Regions from separate parts of the Homo sapiens genome. Here region 1 is linked to region 2. Evidence: read pairs that join two places in POLR2A ChIA-PET (ENCODE). Cell type or tissue: B cell. All regions are shown on one strand. Links, peaks and the distances in the headings refer to the core of each region. The heading gives the core; the rest is flanking DNA. Region 1 has its middle 51 kb from the start of MXI1. Region 2 has its middle 46 kb from the start of SMNDC1.

What was found. ChIA-PET counts read pairs that join two places held together with the same protein. Peaks named below come from ENCODE experiments on the same cell type or tissue, not always from the same donor. Only the 100,000 strongest peaks of a DNase experiment are listed, where the experiment ranks them.
Region 1: POLR2A ChIA-PET joins it to region 2 with 7 read pairs; 2 of 35 experiments call an interaction of 5 or more read pairs at or near these places.

The regions. Positions count from the first base shown.
Region 1 is chr10:110,154,364-110,158,758 of GRCh38, forward strand. No RefSeq gene overlaps it. Among named protein-coding and RNA genes, the nearest start is that of MXI1, 51 kb to the right of the region's middle. In B cell, for the core only: no CTCF peak of the experiment used is centred there; a DNase peak (open chromatin) is centred at 2,708; H3K4me3 peaks cover 1,030 bases; H3K27ac peaks cover 739 bases; H3K27me3 peaks cover 957 bases.
Region 2 is chr10:110,348,344-110,352,738 of GRCh38, forward strand. No RefSeq gene overlaps it. Among named protein-coding and RNA genes, the nearest start is that of SMNDC1, 46 kb to the left of the region's middle. In B cell, for the core only: no CTCF peak of the experiment used is centred there; no DNase peak of the experiment used is centred there.

The DNA of each region.
Region 1 (4,395 bases), core at 270-4,269, 190 kb before region 2:
ATTATTCATAATAGCCAAAATCTGGAAACAACTCAAATGTCCATCAACTGATGAATGAATAAACAAAACATGGCATATGCATTCAAGGAATATTATTTAGCCATGTAAAGGGATGAAGTACTGATACATGCTACAACATGGTGAACCGTGAAAACACTGTGCTAAGTGAAAGAAGACACCTATTGTAACATTTCATTTGTATGTGAATGTCTTGAGATGTCAAGAATAGTAAAAATCAGCCAGGTGCCATGGCTCATGCCTGTTATCCCAGCAGTTTGGGAGGCTGAGGCAGGTGGATCACTTGAGGTCAGGAGTTCGAGATGAGACAAGCCTGGCCAACAGGGTGAAACCCTGTCTCTACTAAATATACAAAAAAATTAGTTGGACGTGGTGGCAGGTGCCCGTAATCCCAGCTACTTGGGAGGCTGAGGCAGAATTGCTGGAACCCAGGAGGCAGAGGTTGCAGTGAGCTGAGATCGCACCACTACACCTCCCGCCTGGGAGACAGAGCAAGACTCCGTCTCAAAAGAAAAAAAAATAGTAAAAATCCATAAACACATAAAGAAGATTAACGGTTCCCCTGGTGTCAGGGTGTGGGGTAAATGCAGTGACAGAAATGGCTGTGGGGTTTCTTTTGGGTGTGATGAAAATGTTCTAAAATCAGATAATGGTAATGGTTTCAGAACTCTGTAGATACAGTAAAAACCACTGAATTGTACACCCTAAAATGGTGAATTTTATGGTATGCGAATTATATCCCAACAAAGCTGTTTTTAAAAAATTGGGCCAGGAATTAAAGACCAGCCTGGGCAACATAGTGAGACTTCCTTTCTACAAAATTAAAAAAAAAAATTGGCCAGGCATGGTGGTATATGGCTGTAGCCCCAGTTACTTGGGAGGCTGAGGTGGGAGAATCGCTTGAGCCCAAGGGGTCAAGGCTGTAGTGAGCCATGTTTGCACCACTGCACTCCAGCCTCGGTGACAGAGTGAGATCCTGTCTCAAAAAAATGACTATAACCTAAATGTCCAACAATAGGGGCTTATTGAGAAAACTGTGATACAACTGGTAGACAACTCTGCAGTGATTTTCAATGATGCAAAATGTTGGTATGAAAATGTTTTAAGGTTATCGAGTAGTTAAAAAAGGAGTAATAGAACAATGAGAACACATGGACACAGGAAGGGGAACATCACACTCTGGGGACTGTTGTGGGGTGGGGGGAGGGGGGAGGGATAGCATTAGGAGATATACCTAACGCTAAAGGACGAGTTAATGGGTGCAGCACACCAGCATGGCACATGTATACATATGTAACTAACCTGCACATTGTGCACATGTACCCTAAAACTTAAAGTATAATAATAATAAAAAGACAAAAATAAATAAATGAAAAAATTATAGCAAATCTTTACTTTTTTAAAAAAAAAAAAAGGAGTAATAGACTCAAAATAGAGTATTGGATTCCATTCTGTTAGGTGTGTGTGCGTGCGTGTGTGTGTGTGTGTGTGTGTGTGTGTGTCTGCATAAGAAAATGGAAAGATCACCAAAATGTTACAGGTCCCAGCTGGGCATCAGGGATACATTTTATCCTCTCTGCAGGGGAGGTGGTGGGGAAGCCATCTGAATTTTCTAATATTTCCACATAGTAAACATCTATTAGTTGTGAAATTTCTAAAAAGAGTGATTAAGAGATCATCCTTGCCCCTCCAAGGGTTCACAATCTAGCAAGGAAGATGAATACAAAAATTGCAGAGGGAGGCCAAGAGACCGGGAGAGAGTGGAGTTCAGTTTTACTGAAGGGCACCAGGGAGCTCTCCTGGGAGGGATGGAGTCTGAAATTATGGCTGAGGCTGGCCGTGGTGCCTCACACCTGTAATCCCAGGACTTTGGGAGGTCGAGGCGGGCAGATCACCCGAGCCCAGGAGTTCAAGACCAGTCTGGGCAATATGGCGAAACCCCGTCTCTACCAAAGAAATACAAAAATTAGCCAGGTGTGGTGGCACACGCCTGTAGTCCCAGCTGCTAGGGAGGCTGAGGTAGGAGGATCACTTGAACCTGGGAGGTCAAGGCTGCATCAAGCTATGATCACACCACTGCACTTTAGCCTGGGTGACAGAGAGAGACTCTGTCTCAAAAAAAAAAAAAAAAAAAAAAAAGTATGGCTGGAAGAAGCATTTGGGGGCACCACCAGAAAACTGAGCCTACAACCCTCAATTTCCAAGAGACAAATGGGAAGGGGCAAATGGCATTTCTCATCAACTGCTTCCAGAGATTTTGTGTCCTGTGTGGCCCAGTCCTCACCTCATGTGATTGAATAATTCTGGATAGAGATTGTGCCTTCCGTACCCCTACAACCATTGGTGGGAGATCGAGTACATTTATCAAAAACCTATGACCAGGCAGTCATCAAACTCGCCTGGCAGCATTTGAATGGGGTCTGGACCAGAGTCCCCTGGGGCAGCCACTGGGTGGAGGGTGCAAGTGTGGATTCAGAGAGGCAGGACACGGACCCTCAGTCCCCTGCGGCTTCCCACGTCCACCCCTTTTTCTTTCTGGTTAAATCCTGTTTCAGCTCAAACTGGGGAGATGCCTAGTGGGGTGTGAGCAGAAGTCAGAGACTGTGAAATAAAACAAGAAAGATCAACAGGAAGCAGGCAGCTAAATCATGAGGAGAACGACGTCGAGAGGGCGTGGGCTGGGTTTGGTCTTATTTTTAGTGGTCATGGTGGTGACAGTGGTGGGGAATTGAGGCCAGAAGCAGGAAGCTGGGTTTCCCAGCCTCAGCTTTTGATGGTTTCCGGGTCCCCGTGGGCCAGTGAAGAAGCAGCCCACCCCTGTGATAAACCAGTTTGTTAAGTTGCCTTTGTCTTTGAGAGATTTTTATACGTTTTTTGTGAAACCGCTGCTGCTGCGAGGGGCCCCTCAAATCACGAATAAAGCAGAGGCTATTAACCAGGGTGTGAACACTGCCCTGCGCATGCTCTGTGAGTGAGCCCCACACACGCACAGGGTGGGCACTCACAACACGGGGAAGGGAGCTTTTGACAGGATCCAAAGGGCCCCACAATTTATCCCAAATTAAGAATCACTAATAAGGCCGGGTGCGGTGGCTCACGCCTGTAATCCCAGCACTTTGGGAGGCTGAGGTGGAGAATCACTTGAGCCAGGAGTTTGAGACCAGCCTGGGCAACATAGCAAGAACCCCATCTCTATAAAAAACACAAAAAATTAGCTAGTCATGTTGGTGCACGCCTGTAGTCCCAGCTACTTGGGAGGCTGAGGTGGGAGAATCGTCTGTGCCTCAGAGGTCAAGGCTGTAGTGAGCCAAGATCGTGCCACTGCACTCCAGCCTGGGTGCTTCCTGGTTAATAGATTCCGTGTCTGGTAGTGATCCATTTCCTGGCTAATAGATGGCCATCTTTTCGCTCTGTCCTCACATGGTGGAAGGGGCAAGGACTCTCTCTCTGGCCTCTTTTATAAGGGTCGTAATCCCACCATGAGGCTTATGCCCTAATGACCCACATCACCTCCCAAAGGCCTCACCTCCTAATACTATCACATTGGGGATTAGGCTTCAACACAAAAATTGGGGGCAGGAGCACACACATTTAAACCACATCAGGTTGTCAAAAATAAAGTTTGAATCTCAGCACTGCGACTGATTTGCTGTGGGATTTTAGGCAAGTGACTTAATGTCTCTGAGCCTTAGTTTCCTCATCTGAAAGTGCATCTAAATGAGATATGGCACCTGAAAGCATCTAAGGGATATTTGCTGTATCTGAGTCTCTCTGGAGAGGGTGGGTGGAAAGGCATTCTGGGGCAAGCAAGGCCAGCGTGCAAATTAGCACCCTGACTGGCAGAAGGCATAGGGGACAGAAGAAGCTCGTGATGCAGCAGGAGTTGGGTCAGCTGGGGGCTTGCCAATTGTCCAAAGGCCCTGCCACAAAGAACCACTTCTTTTTCCTCTGTTTGAGCCCCCTCCCCTCCTCCTCCCTAATACTTCCGCCGTAACCTGTCTGCACACCCCACCAGGCATCTTGTTTTTACCTGGTTGGCCTTTCCAGCTACTGCGTATTTCATTTTGTGTCCTGACTCCTCCAGAATCCTGGGAGTGCCTCAAGGCTAGTGAAATGGCCAGGAAGGAAAAACAGCAGAGAGGAGTCAAACAGACCATGCTGCAAGCCTAACGCGACTGAGTCGTGAGACCTTGGGCAGCTTAATTCCTCTGAGACTGAGTTTTTTCATCTGCAAAGAAGGAATCATTAACAGTACCTTTCTCATAGGGTGGTGTTTTAAAGATTAAAGGAGGTATTGCATGTAGAGACATAGATGGAAGGAAGTAAGCTCTCAGCGAGTCTTACTTGTTAGTTTTCTTCTTACCCCCACCATGTGGA
Region 2 (4,395 bases), core at 193-4,192:
AGCTTAGGGTCATTGGATGTCACCCTATCCCTGCAAGAGCAAAGCCCAGGGAAGCCCCAGAGCATGAGTCACATGGGGTGGCCTCAGTGGGCCTGCCTGTGTCCCTACACAAGACAATCATCCTGCCTGTCTGGGTAGGGCATGCATTGTGAGGTCCAATTTACAGGAATGGGAGGAAATTAGAGAAGTGGCTCTTCCTCAGTTTTGTAAAGACTCTAAATGAGCCAACCTCTCACTTCCACCTACCAGACCTGTGACTCAGGAGTGGCCTCATGGTTGGGTTGGAAGAAGGGTTCACTGCATACACAGGGTCTCCTCATAGCCCCTTCAGGGTCCCCTACATTTTCTTCCCTCTGCCACCTCTGGTCACCACTGACTGGAATATGCTTGGGTGGTCAGGTGGAAATGGAGAGAAGACTTCCTCCTTCTCTGTGCCCCATCCCTAATAGAATAGTATATTAATCACCAAAGGGGACTGTGTTAGTCCACTCTCGTGTTGCTGTAAAGAAATACCTGACACTGGGTAATTTATAAAGAAAAGAGGTTTAATTGGCTCACGGTTCTGCAGGCTACACAAGTATGGTGCCCGCATCTGCTCAGCTTCTTGGTAGGTCTCAGATAGCTTTTACTTATGGAGGAAGGCAAAGGGGGAGTCGGCACATCACATGGCAAAAGCAGGAGCAAAAGAGAGAAGGGCAGGGAGGTGCCGCATACTTTTAAACAATTGGATCCCACTAGAACTTACTTACTATCATGAAGACAACACTAAGCCATGAGGGATCTACCCCCAGGACCTAAATACCTCCCACCAGGCCCCACCTTCAACACTGGGGGTTAAATTTCATCATGTGATTTTGAGGACAGATATCCAAACTAGATCAGGAACACAGAAGTGGTCAATCATTAGATATTCACCATCCCCTGAGGACCACATCGCAGTGGAAAAGAAGAAACTCCTGGAAGAGTCAATGGCTCGGGTACACTTACAGCCTGGACAGTTAATAACAAAATATCAGGTTAATGTATCCCACGACTGGAACAACTAAGATCCATTCACCCCCAGGGTTCCAGGAAGCAATGGCAGACACTCAAAGAAGCTTGGAGCTTGCTGAGGGCTCAGTGTTGGGCACTCGTGTTAGTCCATTCTCACACTGCTATAAAGACACTACCCGACACTGGTTAATTTATAAAGGAAAGAGGCTTAATTGACTCACATTTCCGCATGGCTGGGAGGCATCAGGAAACTTACAATCAGGGTGGAAGGTGAAGGGGAAGCAAGGACCTTCTTCACGTGGCTGCAGGAGAGAGAAAAACGTGTGAAGGAGGAACTGTGAAACATTTATAAAACCTTCAGATCTCATGAGAACTCACTCACTGTCATGAGAACAGCATGAAGGAACTGCCCCCATGATCCAATCATCTCCCACCAGGTACCTCCCTCAATACAGGGGATTATGGAGATTACAATTCAAGATGAGATTTGGGTGGGGACACAGACAAACCATATCAGCACTGGAAAGAAATTCTGGGTGGAGGAAGATATGGGATGGGGCTCAGGACTTCATGTGCCAAGTAGTGTAAGCCCTATCACCAAGTCATACTACCAACCCCTGCTTGTGAAGTGGGAGGAGGTTTGCAGCTTCAAGTATTGCAGAGTCCAAGCCTGGCTGACATTCTGATGCCAGGCTTGACTCATCCAGACCCTTCGATTCTTTCCAAATGTCTTTCATGGGCCTTTCCCTGCTCAGAAAATTTTATGAGTCTCTGATTTTTGAAAGCAAAACAAATGCGACCTCCCCAGCTAGGCCAATGCTGAAAGCTGTCCTGGCTTTCCAGTATGGAGCCTCCCCAGCCCTTTTCCCACTCCTGCCCTCGGTAAGCCATCTGGGACAGTGAGTCACAAGCCTCCAAACCCCCCAACTCATTTTCCTCTAGTCCTTGCTCCTTCTTCAAGTCCATGTCTGGGTCCTCTTCCTTCTTGAAGCCTCACCATCCACCTGGTCTCTGTGAATCTTTACTTTCCCTGAGCTCTGTTGTAGGAAGGAAGTGTTGCAGCCTAGTTTTGACCCATGGATTAAAAGGGCATGAAGGCCAGGACCATTTTTGTTTTGTTCGCCAATGTATAATATCCATCATCTAGGATAGTAGCTGGCACATAGGAGGTGCTCAATAAACATTTGCTGAGTTAACGAATCCCATTTTTTTTGTTTGTCTTGTTTCATGTATGCAATTTAGTTGCTCAATTAGACTACAAGCTTTTCAAAGCCTGACCCTGTTTCTATAACTTGTGAAGTTCTTGTCCATGGATTAAGGTCATCATCATAGCCCATGATAGTAGTCATTATGTAGGATTAGGTAATATTGAGCATCTCTGCTAATGCTTTTCTGGAAAGCAATTTGACAGTACAAACCAAGAGCCTTAAAATTGTCCACACCCCTTGATCTGGGAACAGCACTTCTATGAATCCATCCTAAGGAAATGAACTGAGATGCCATCAATATTAATAAAACAAGAGTGGCTGCAATTTACTAAGCTCTTACTTGTGCCAAACATTCTGCCGCTGGCCACTTTACATATCTTCTTTCACCTGATCCTCCAAGTTACCTCACCAGGCAAGCATTATAATCTCCATTCTACAAATGAGAAAACTGAGGCTCAGAAAAGAAACTTGACTAAGGTCACATTCTTGGTAAATGACAGAGTCAGAATTTGATCTGGGAATATAAGACTTCAAAGCCCACGCAATGCATTCTTCTTATAATGGTGAAAACTATGAACAACCTAACTGCCAAACAAGAGGAAAATGAATTAATTATAATATATCCACAACATGGAATGTTATTGGCCATGAAAATAGTGGTTTTGGTTGGATGTGGAGCCTCATGCCTGTAATCCCAGTATTTTGGGAGGCTGAGTCAGGAGGATCACTTGAGCCCAGGAGTTCAAGACCAGCCTGGGCAACATAGCAAGACCCTGTCTTTACAAATAATTTTAAAAATTAGCTGGAGGTGGTGGCATGTATCTATTGTCTCAGATACTCAGGAGTTTGAGGCAGGAGGATCACCTGAGCCCAGGAGGTTGAGGCTGCAGTGAGTGGTGATCATGTCACCACACTCCAGCCTCGGTGACAGACTGAGAACCTGTCTCAAAATAATAATAATAATGCTTTTGGAAGACTGCTCAATGACATAGGAAATATTTAGGTAAAAAGTTAGGTAGAAGTAATAAGATACTGTGGTAGGTTTAATAGTGGCACCTAAAAGATCTGTCGACAAATCCTGGAAACCTGTGAATGTGACCTTATTTGGAAAAAGGGTCTTTGCAGATGTATGTAATTAAATCAAGGATCTTGAGATAAGACATCCTAGATTACACAGGCAGGTCCTAAAACAAAAACAAATGTCCCTCTAAGAGACCGAAAGAGGGAAAGACAGAAGTGTAGAAGGCGACGTGGAGATGGAACAAAGATTGGAGCGATGTGGCTATAAGTCAAGGAATGCTAGCAACCACAAGAAGCCAGAAGAGGCAAGAAATAGATTCTCCCCTAGATCCTTTGGAGGGAGCATGTCCATGCCAACACCTTGCTTTCAGACTTCTCGTCTCCAGAACTCTGAAAGAATAAATTTCTATTGCTTTAAGTTACCCAGTTTGTGGTTATCTGTCACATAGTCTCAGTTAACAAGCCCAGATTTGTAGATGCCTTAGTCTTGTCATTGTAGTCCAGACCCATTGCAATATGACTCTGACCTACAGCTCAAGTAGATAAGCTTTCTGGGGAACCTGCCTCAGAAATGCTGTCCTTTCTCCTCAGGCCTGTGTCCCTCGAGTTCTCCATCCAGCCAAGGAGATACATAGGCACTTACCTATTTATCTGATACAAAAACCTGTACTTAATACCACCATTGGGATTTGGTTCAGTCAACACTGACTGCGTACCAAGCACTGGGCTGGGCACTGGGGACACCGTGCAGATGTACTTCCACTGGGTAGTGCTTTCAAGTTTGCAAGTCACATCCGTATGCATTTCTCTATTGGACGTTCAAACTGCCTTATTAGGTAAGTAAGACAAAAGAATCTTAAATCTATTTTGCAGATGGGTAAACTGAGGCTCCAGAGATCGTAAGTGCTTTGTTCAAAGTCATGCAGCAGGGCCAGAGCTTAATCCACATTTCTTGCATATTCTTTCCATGGTACTAAGCTCCCTCTAAGCCCAGTGATTTTGAAGTCCAGGGAGGGAAAGTACAAGTAGGTAGGCTCTTAGAAGAGGTAGGAATTGAGCAGTTGTTTTGTAAAATGAGTTGCAATAGGTCAGAAATTAACAAAGTGGATTAAATCTGACCCACCTCCTGCTTTTGTATTAAAAAAGGTTTCTTAGAACATAGCCTTGCTCACTC